2 separate regions of the Homo sapiens genome follow, and region 1 is linked to region 2. A link is an interaction called in ENCODE POLR2A ChIA-PET data of the cell type or tissue named here. Cell type or tissue: PC-9. All regions are shown on one strand.

The links. ChIA-PET counts read pairs that join two places held together with the same protein. Peaks named below come from ENCODE experiments on the same cell type or tissue, not always from the same donor. Only the 100,000 strongest peaks of a DNase experiment are listed, where the experiment ranks them.
Region 1: POLR2A ChIA-PET joins it to region 2 with 9 read pairs; 4 of 35 experiments call an interaction of 5 or more read pairs at or near these places.

The regions. Positions count from the first base shown.
Region 1 is chr2:200,298,523-200,303,522 of GRCh38, forward strand. No RefSeq gene overlaps it. Among named protein-coding and RNA genes, the nearest start is that of SPATS2L, 5.7 kb to the right of the region's middle. RefSeq lists enhancers at 3,883-5,000, 4,625-4,674. In PC-9, no CTCF peak of the experiment used is centred here; DNase peaks (open chromatin) are centred at 2,289 and 4,549; H3K27ac peaks cover 2,972 bases.
Region 2 is chr2:200,514,437-200,519,436 of GRCh38, forward strand. No RefSeq gene overlaps it. Among named protein-coding and RNA genes, the nearest start is that of KCTD18, 6.9 kb to the left of the region's middle. In PC-9, no CTCF peak of the experiment used is centred here; no DNase peak of the experiment used is centred here.

The DNA of each region.
Region 1 (5,000 bases), 220 kb before region 2:
ATATAAAGATCCTTTCTGTCTTGGACTTTCTTATTCCACCTTCTTATTTAAAAGCTGCTGCCTACAATGCACCACAATGTATATAATAAGTATTTTAATAAGTATTTTTTTAAGTTTCAAGTTGCATGTCATTTTGTGTCACAGGGGTGAGTCTAGACTCACATTTAGTTGTGCAATCAGGAAGACAAATGACAGTGGGAATATTTTTAAAAAACACCTATTATATCACTATCCATTCATTCACTTTTTCTGGGCCAGTCACTGTGCTAGACACCAGGACCAAAGAACACAGTCCCTGCTCAGGGAGCGCATAAGTCCCACAAAGGAGGCCAATATACAGTTACCTAGTTATTGTGATAGAGCAATGCACAGGAATCAATAGGAACATGCGGAAAGGAGCAGCGAAGAGACCCTGGAATGTAGAGGTAATATAGTCTGATCAAGAATGCTAGGGAGCCAGTCAGAAGCCCTGGCTCTAATCCCACTTTTACAATTAATTATTATGCCATCTGTTAATGGCTGAATTGTGCCATCCCAAAAAAGATCTGTTGGAGTTCTAACCCCTAGTACTTCAGAATGACCTTATTTGGAGATAGGGTCTTTAAAATGAGGTCCTTGGGGTGGGCCCTAATTCAATATAACTGATGTCCTATGAAAAGGGGGAAATTTGGACATAGAGACAGACATATGTAGAGGGAAGATGATGTGAACAGACACAGGGAGAACATGGGCATCTGTAAGCTATGAGAGACCTTTCCTTCACAGTTCTCAGAACAAACCAACCCTGCCCGTATTTTCAGCCTCCAGAACTGTGAGACAACTTTCAGCCTCCAGAACTGTAAGACAATATATTCCTATTGTTTAAGCCACTCAGTTTGTGGGTTTTTATTACAACATCCCTAGCAAACTAATATGCCATCTCAGTGTCACAAGCATATCCCAAGCTTCAGATACCACACTAGGCAAGGCCAGTCCCACATTTGGGAAAATTTGGGCAAAAGCACTCAGAGCACGACTAACCAGAAACATGCCTGCATCTGCCTGCAGCTTGTTCTTATGCTGTGACCCAGATGAATTCAAAGGTTTCTCTTTAAATACTGAATTTGAGTCTATGACAAGACCCATTAAACCTCCCCAGTGTGACATCCAGAAACAACACCAGTAGTCCTTTGCTTATAAGGTAAATAATATATACTATTGTAGATAATTTTAGAGTACAAGCTAAATTCAATAAAAATAAACTTTGTGTTAAATAACAGATCAACATGACATTACTTAAAACAAATGGTTAATAAACATGCAAGATTTTCTATCTCACTGGTAATCAGATTTGAGAAAAAAACTGCTCTTGGCAAACGGAAGATGCTAATACAGTTCACCATTGAACACTGTGAGGGTTAGAAGTGTTGACCCCCATGCAGTCAAAAATCTGAGTATAACTTTTGACTCCGAAAAACTTAACTATTAATAGCCTACTATTAACTGTAGGGCTTACTAATAACGTAAACAGTAGATTAGTTGGTTATATGTATTATATACTGTATTTTTACAATAAAGGCAGAGAAAAAATGTTATTAAAAATTATTATAAGAGAAAAAATATTTTTTATTCACTAAGTGGAAGTGGATCACCATAAAGGTCTTCATCCTTACTGTCTTCATATTGAGTTGATTGAGGAGGAGGAGGAAGAGGAGGGCTGGTCTTGCTGTCAGGGGTGACAGAGGCAGAATAGGTGGAGGAAGTGAAAGAAGAGGCAGAAGAGGCAGGCACATTAGATGTAAATGTTATTGAAAAAAATCCACATGTAAGTGGACCCGCACAGTTCAAATCCATGTTGCTCAAGGATCATCTGTACACATCAGAGAACAAATGCATGCATCCTGAATGAGTGATAGCCTGTTCACTTAGAATACACAACTGGTTCCATTTGTCTTTCTGTTGGCACAATCTGAACCTAAAATTATCTTCCTAGAATACACAGTGACATGAAACCTGTAAAACAAACAAACAAAGAAAAAACCCCTCTATTAGGTACATGTTCATTTCAGGCAACTCTTCTGAGGACAGAAGGTTTGAACATAAAAAATGCCTGAAACAATGAAAAGATAACCTAATATTTAGCTCCTGTATAGACTGAAAAAGTTCAGCCAAAGTGCATTGTTTGGGTTTCTTCTTTCCAACATGTTTTACCCTCAGGCCAGCAAGGTTATACTTTCTCTTCTCACCCCAAGTCTTCATCTTTTCTGGAAAATTTCCAAGCTGAGCCCTGGTCTCAGGTCATAACAACTTGATCTGCTGCACCAGAACACCAAGGGAGTGAGTCATCCCTTTGGATTTGCCTCGGCAGGTCTTCAACAAGTCTTTGTTTCTCTGCCTATCCATCCCTCAACTGCTTGACATTGGCCAGTGTCCATGATGGGTTTTTCTTCTAGTTTCTGTTGCCTTCCATCTTTTTACTTTTTAAAAAATTATAATGATAAAGAAGCGCACAAAGTTAAAAGGGCAGGTTTCACCCCTTTCACCATCACCCTAAGGGTCAAAGGGTTACCAGGGTCAACAGTGTGAGTATCCTTCGAGAGACAGGAATTTCCATCCTCCCCGCCCTGCCCCCTTGCTGTTTAGAGCTCATACTGTACACAGTGTTCTGACTTGCTCTTATCACTCAAAAATATATCATGGACACTCTTCCATGTCAACACATACATAGCTCCCTCATTTTTAAACAGCTATTTATTTTTCTACAGTGTAGATGTGCCCAAATAGAGAAGTAGATGAACCATTCCTCTATTTATAAACGTGGAATGTGGTCCAAATTTTTTTGGCCCTTACAAATAATATTACAATCGGCATATCTGTAAATATATTTTGGCACACTTAATATTTCTGTAGATGAGATCACTTGTAGTGGAAAAGTGTGATTAAAGGATACATGCATTTTTAATATCTATAGGTTCTGCAAATTACTTTCCAAAAATGTTTATTAATTCACACTCCAGTCAGCTAAGTATGAAAGTTCCTATTTCTTATAGATGCAAACACCTGATAGTAAAACATATTTTTGCCAATCTGACAAATAACAGATGCTATCTTGTTTTTATTTATGCTATGATCATTGATGAAGTTGGGTATGTTTTCATATGCTTATTAGCACATAGTCCTTCTTTTGAGAATTGTCTATTTTCTTTGTCCATTTTCTTACCCTTTTGCTGCTTCTCGTTTCATACTGATTTCAAGAAGTTGTCTATATTACCCATATTAACCCTTTCCTGTTGTGTATACATGTTGCATGTATTTTCTCCCCTTAGGTAACATTGTTTATGGTACCCTTCACTTGATAGAAATGTTAAATTTTTATAGTCTTCTCTGTTTAATTTTTTTCTGTTATAGCTTGTGAAATTTTTTCATGATATTTCTAATTAGTATTATAAAGCTCTTATAAGGAGCCCTTATAGCTCCTACCTACAGTACTTACTAAGAAGCAGCCTTCGATTATAAATATTATAAATATTGTAAAAGTCTCCTATATTTTCTTTTAGTCTTTTATAGTTTTTTATGTTTAGATTATTAATCCATCTGGAATTTTTTCTGGAATATGAGCTAAGACAGTGTATTAGTCATGCTTCATTCAACAGAAGGATTTTTTTTTTACTCAGATAACAATTGTGGGTGTTCAGATAACAACTGTGGGTGTTCAACAAGCAGACACAGGTATATTAAATGTTTATATTAAATGTTTTAATATCAGGTGTTTGTGAGTGTCTATAAGAAATAGTGACAGGGTGACTCAGAGACCCAGGCTCCTTCCATCCTAGCTCTACCCTCCTCTTGATAAGGGGTCAGCAAATTACAACCCATAGGCCACATGCAGCCCACTGCCTGTTTTTGTAAATAAAGTATTATTGGAACATAGCCATACTTATTTGTTTACATAGTGCCTATGGCTGCTTTCCATAAAACAGCAGAGTTGAGCAGTTTTGATAGAGACTATATGATCCACAAAGCCTAAAATATTTACTATTTGGCCCTTTATAGAAAAAGTTTCCTGACTTCTGCTTTGAAGTCTCAGGGTCCTTAGTTTCCACATGGCAGATGGGGAAGAGAGATCATGTGGGAGGCTTTCCACGGATGAGGCCTGGAAGGGGAGTACAACACTTTCGCCTACATTCCATTGGCCAGAATTCAGTCCCTGGCTTCACCTAACAATTTGGGAGGCTAGGAAATGTGAATTTATTGTGCACTGAGGAGGAAAGGGAATAATTAGCCATATTCTGCCAAGGTGTTCCCTGCAATTATCTGTTTCTTTCTTCCTTCCTATTTTTAAACAGAATAGGCTAGATTACGGTGCAGAAACAACCAACCATCAAATCTCAGTTGCTTAGAACAAAAAAGGCTTATTTCTTGATCATACTACATGTCCACTAATGCTCAGCAGGGATGGCATTGCTCATTGTTGTCATTCACTCCAGTCTGATGAAGCAGTCACCACCACGCACCTTGATGTTGCAGCACTAGGAAGAAAAGAATGCGGTGACTGATGTCCCAACTCTTAACTTCTGACTCAAAGTTATACTCATCACTTCCGGCCACCTTTCATTGGCTGAAGCAACTCGCAGGGCTATACTATACTTTAGTCAGGTGGGGAAGTACAATCTTATCATGTGCTTCAAAGGCAGCAGAGCTGGAATATTTGTGAACAGCCCTACTGGATTGCACATTAACAAACACAGAACACATATTCATCCCCTTCCTATGGGAGATAACCCAGATTCCATTCATTCACTGCACACAAAGTCCAAGATCCTAGATGGTAGATGCCCTCCCCAATAAGTTTGAATATTGCCTAGTGATCTGGAGTCTAGCAACTAAAATTCCTCTCTGTCCCCACTACTTATTCAGATATCAAAATCCTAACAGAGTCACAACTGATCATGGCCTGAAACAGGTTTCCAGAATCTGAGCTATATCCACAAATGTGAGCCCTGCTCTGAACGATCATGCCT
Region 2 (5,000 bases):
ACACCACTGCACTCCAGCCTGGGCAACAGAGAAAAAGAGAAAAAAAAAGAAGAAGAAAGGAAGAAAGAAGCGATGGTAACATTTAAAAGTGAATTTTAAAGGGCTCTGTGGAGATGTTTGGAAGCAATGGGAACAGTGGAGAATTGGCTTATAATAGTGGACATATCAGAAGTATGAGGATGAGGGCCCCAGGTAACAGTGGACAACTTGGGGAATTGGGACTGCTGGGGTGATTATAGAACACAGGGTCTAGACATAATGAGAAAAGTCCTAATGGTCTGTTAATGCAAGGTTCAAGCAAAGGCCAAATATTTAACTCAATAGCATTGGTATAACCCCATTTTCTGACTGCTTTCAATTGTATGGTGGACTGAGGGCAGGGAGGGTCTTATGTGGAACTGAAGCATCAGGAAAATCCTCGGGTGACTACTCCCTCCTGCAGCTCTCCTGGAAGGAAAGAACAATCCTAGCTCTGGTGCACAGAAGGTTGAAGGGAAGGGGGTAAAAAAGCAGTATATAACTCAGAACCTGAGTCACACACCTGATTAGACTTGAGACTGCCCTCCTCTTCTGGCACTCTTTAAGATGGGAAAGATAGGTACTTGTCATGGTAAAGGAGAAGCAAATAACTTTGCGACTGTCCTCCAGGAAAAGATTCCCAAACCATAAACGCATTCCTCCTTCAAACCCAGGACAATGTATGGGAGAATGAAGGGTCTGGTTGCTTCTTTGTTCACAAAGGCTAGATAAGTTGGGACGTTTTTCTTTTTGCAATGCCTGGTGCAGAGTGTGCAGTTCCACCAAGATAACACTGACAGGACAATTTCTGAGCAGCCAGGCAATAGCAGCTATAGCTGCATAAATCTGAATTTCCCAATTCATTCTCTGAAAACCACACTACAGAACAATAAAAAAGATCAAACAAAACTGCAGGAAATGCATGCCACCTGCATAACTAAAAGAGAATGTTCAAATTTCAGTATACCTGTAAGTAGGAAGTAAACATCCAGTCTCAAGTAGCTGTGTCTCAAGATCTTGCCATAAACTTTCACAGAGATACAGTTCTGAGAAACAGAGATACAGAGCAGCCTGGAGAAAGTGAATAGAAGAGAGAAGAGGAGAGCCATTGACAGGCCTGTGATTGATCTAAGAAAACCAGAAAAAAGAGAAAGTCCATCGTATGTGCTAACATACTGGAAAAGATTCCTAGGAGATAAAACCACTTGCTATATATGTTTTCTTAAAGTGCGCATGATTCATGGGAACAGTCTATGAAATGCATTGCTTCTGGAGGTACAGAAGGTAAAAAAGATAGAGAGGCACCCTTTGAATCTAAATGAAGAGGAAAATAAGTAAAAAGAAATTTTAGTGCCAAGTAAATGAGTTTCAAAGCTTTTTTGTCTTGTTTTGTTTTGCTCTGTTGCCCAAGCTGGAGTGCAATGGCACAATCTCAGCTCACTGGAACCTCCGCCTCCTGTGTTCAAGGGATTCTCCTGTCTCAACCTCCCAAGTAGCTGGGATTACAGGCATGCACCACCATGCCTGGCTAATTTTTTGTATTTTTAGTAGAGACGGGGTTTCACCATGTTGGCTAGGCTGGTCTCGAACTCCTGACCTCAAGTAATCCATCCGCCTTGGCCTCCAAAGTGCTGGGATTGCAGGTATGAGCCACTGCGCCGGGCCTCAAAGCTTTAAAAATATGCAATCTTTAGCTACATACACATGCATGTGCATGCATGTACACATGCAAAAGCCATCCATTGACAAACTGTATTTCACTGCAGAAGAGAATACCCTTGAACTTGAAATCTCATAAACCATATCAAATCTTTGAAATGAACAGATGACGTATTATTCAAGGTTTTCCAGATAAAAAGAACCAATAATTAGTATGTGCATATATATGTAGATATAGATACAGATATACAGATATAGATTAGAAATATGCATTTAATATAAAGCATTGGCTCACACAAATATGAAGGCTGAGAGGTCTTATGATCTGCTCTCTTCAAGATGGAGACCCAGGAAAGCCAGTGGTATAGCTCAAAGGCCTGAAAGCCAGAGAACTGACTACACAAATTCCAGGCTGAATGTGAAGACCTGAGAACCATGAGCCCTGAGCCAGGGCAGGTGAAGGTTGCTATGCCTGCTCAATACACAGGCAGAGACCTAGCAAACACACTGGGGAGGTCAGTCTGCTTTCTCAGTCTCCCAATTTAAATGCTAATCTCTTCCAGAAGCACTCTCACAGTCATATCCAGAAATAATACTTAACCAGATAGCTGGGCATTCCATGATCCAGTCAAGTTGACATATAAAATTAACTACCACAGGTGAAAACAGAGTAAATATATACAAAACCATTATAAGAAGAAAACAGAAAACAAGACCGTGTCAGCTGATGAAAATTCTCCTCTCCCCCCGAAAAGAATCCAAAGCAGAAGAAAACTGACATAAACTCCAAAGTGAAGTAAATATCTTCAAAGAAGCTTTTGGGAATATGAAAAAAACACCTTGAATCATAAATTTTAAAGTAAAAATGGACAAAAAATGGGAAGAAATAAAAGAGAGTGTGTTAGATCCAAGAAAGAAATATAAGAAAAAGACAAATTACTGCAGAAGTGAAGAACAAATTGCAAAGTTTCCAGAGGAAAAGAGAATTAAATAAAATCTTAATAAGGGACAGGGAAATAACCAAGATATGAAAAGAAGATACAAAACTAAAAGCTTTGAGAGAAAAGAAGTGGTTGAAATGGAAGACATTTCAGAGAGAAATAGTTGAAATGGAAGACAGGCAAAGAAGAAACAACATACAAATTATTGCAGTCCTTAAGGGATATACACAAACAACAAAGGAACAGAACTAATATTTGGGACCATAATCCAAGCATGTTTCAGGATATAAAAGAATATATAAATCTATATACCAAAAGGACTCATCAATTATGTGGGAAAATTAATCCAGAATTGTCAACTCTAAACCATACGCAAGTAAAATTATTAGATTTCAAAGATAAAGAAAAAATCCCCGAGATCTCCAAGGGAAAAAAGATCAAGAAATTACAAGGACGAGAGAATTAGACTGGCACAGGACTGCTCAAAAACAATATATTAACAAGGCAACAATGGAACAGCAGTTTAAAAAAAAAGCTCAAGGAAAAAAGTGTGAATCAAGGACTTCCAGGCAACCCATTCTTCAAGTATTAAATATCAAGCCAAGAAAAGATGAGTTTTAAACATGAAAAAATTTAGGGAATTTTTAATACATGAACCCTTCTTGAAGAATCTTTGAAAAGATGATTTCTGCTCAACCAAGTAGCGAAACTTTCTCAAAAGGACAGATGGTGATCATTTACTATATTTAATTGTAGACCTAAGACTAAACAAAGGTGGGGACAAAGCTAACAAAATATTGTTATATGTTGATATGGTTTGGCTGTGTCCCCACCCAAATCTCATCTTGAATTGTAGCTCCCATAATCCCCATGTGTCATGGGAGGGACCTGTTGGGAGGTAATTGAATCATGGGGGTGGGTTTTTTCTGTGTTGTTCTTGTGATAGTGAATAAGTCTCACGAGATCTGATGGTTTTATAAAGGGCAGCTCCCCTACACATGCTCTCTTGCCTTCCACCATGTAAGACATGCCTTTGCTCCACCTTCACCTTCTGCCATAATTGTGAGGCCTCCTTGGCCATGTGGAGCTGTGAGTCCATTAAACCTCATTTACTTTATAAATTACCCAGTCTCAGGTATGTCTTTATTGGCAGCATGAGAACGGACTAAAGCATATGTTGTATGTAGTACATTCTGACAAAGTAGAAATAACACAACTGAAAATGGGAAAAGGGAACAAGAAAAAGGAAAATAGAATAAGCCTACCAATTGTGATATAGGCAATGGATAGGGGTTAAGGGACAATATTAAAATTAAAAAGTCAGATAATCGAAGGTTAAATAAAAAAGAGGGAATGAAGTTTCTTGAAAAAGGTATAGTACAAAGATAACCAGTAGAATAAAACTGTGAGCTTTCTTAAATACAAAAAAATTTTTTAAAATTAAAATAGCAAAAAAAAGTGTCATGCAAAGAAAGAAACACAGCAAATAAAACACAGTTTTAAGATTATTATAGTATAAAATATGTATAACAAAATAAGTTGAACTGTCATATTAATGAGTATGAATGAGTTTAACTTATCTATTAAAAGCAAAAGATTTCCACTGGACATGCTCATTCCCATAATCCTAGCGCTTTGAGAGGCCGAGGCAGGCAGATCACCTGAGGTCAGGAGTTCGAGACCAGCCTGGTCAACATGGTGAACTCCGTCTCTACTAAAAATACAAAAAGTAGCCAGATATGGTGGTGGGTGCCTATAATCCCATCTACTCAGGAGGTTGAGGCAGGAGAATCACTTGAACCCAGGAGGCAGGGGTTGCAGTAAGCCGAGATCATGCCACTGCACTCCAGCCTGGGTGACAGAGAGAGAGACTCTGTTTCAAAAAAAAAAGGCAAAAGAGATTTTCAATTTTGTTCACAAAGCAAGATGCTGAAAATAAGAGACATGACTGATTCAAAATGATTCAGAAAGTCTAAAAAGGGATGGGCAAAAGTACACTAGACAAATGGAAACAACAACAAAGGAGGGGTTGTGATACTAATGTCAAGATAAAGTTTAAACCAAAATGCATTAAATGAGACAAAGGAGGGCATGTTTTCATGCCACAGTTCACAATGGATATACTACAGTTACGAATTCTGTTCACCAAATAACTCAGCAGCAACCTTTATAAGGAAAAACTACAGGACATGCAAAGAAACACTGATAGAAACACACTAACAAAAAGACTTCAAGACACTACCTTCAGTACAAAACAGACTCAGTAGCCAAAAAAGAGGAATTAATGTAGACCTAAGTCGTATAAGCAATAATATAGATCTTACAGATACACAGCCATGCATCACTTAAGGATGGGAATATGTTCTGAGAAATTCATCTTTA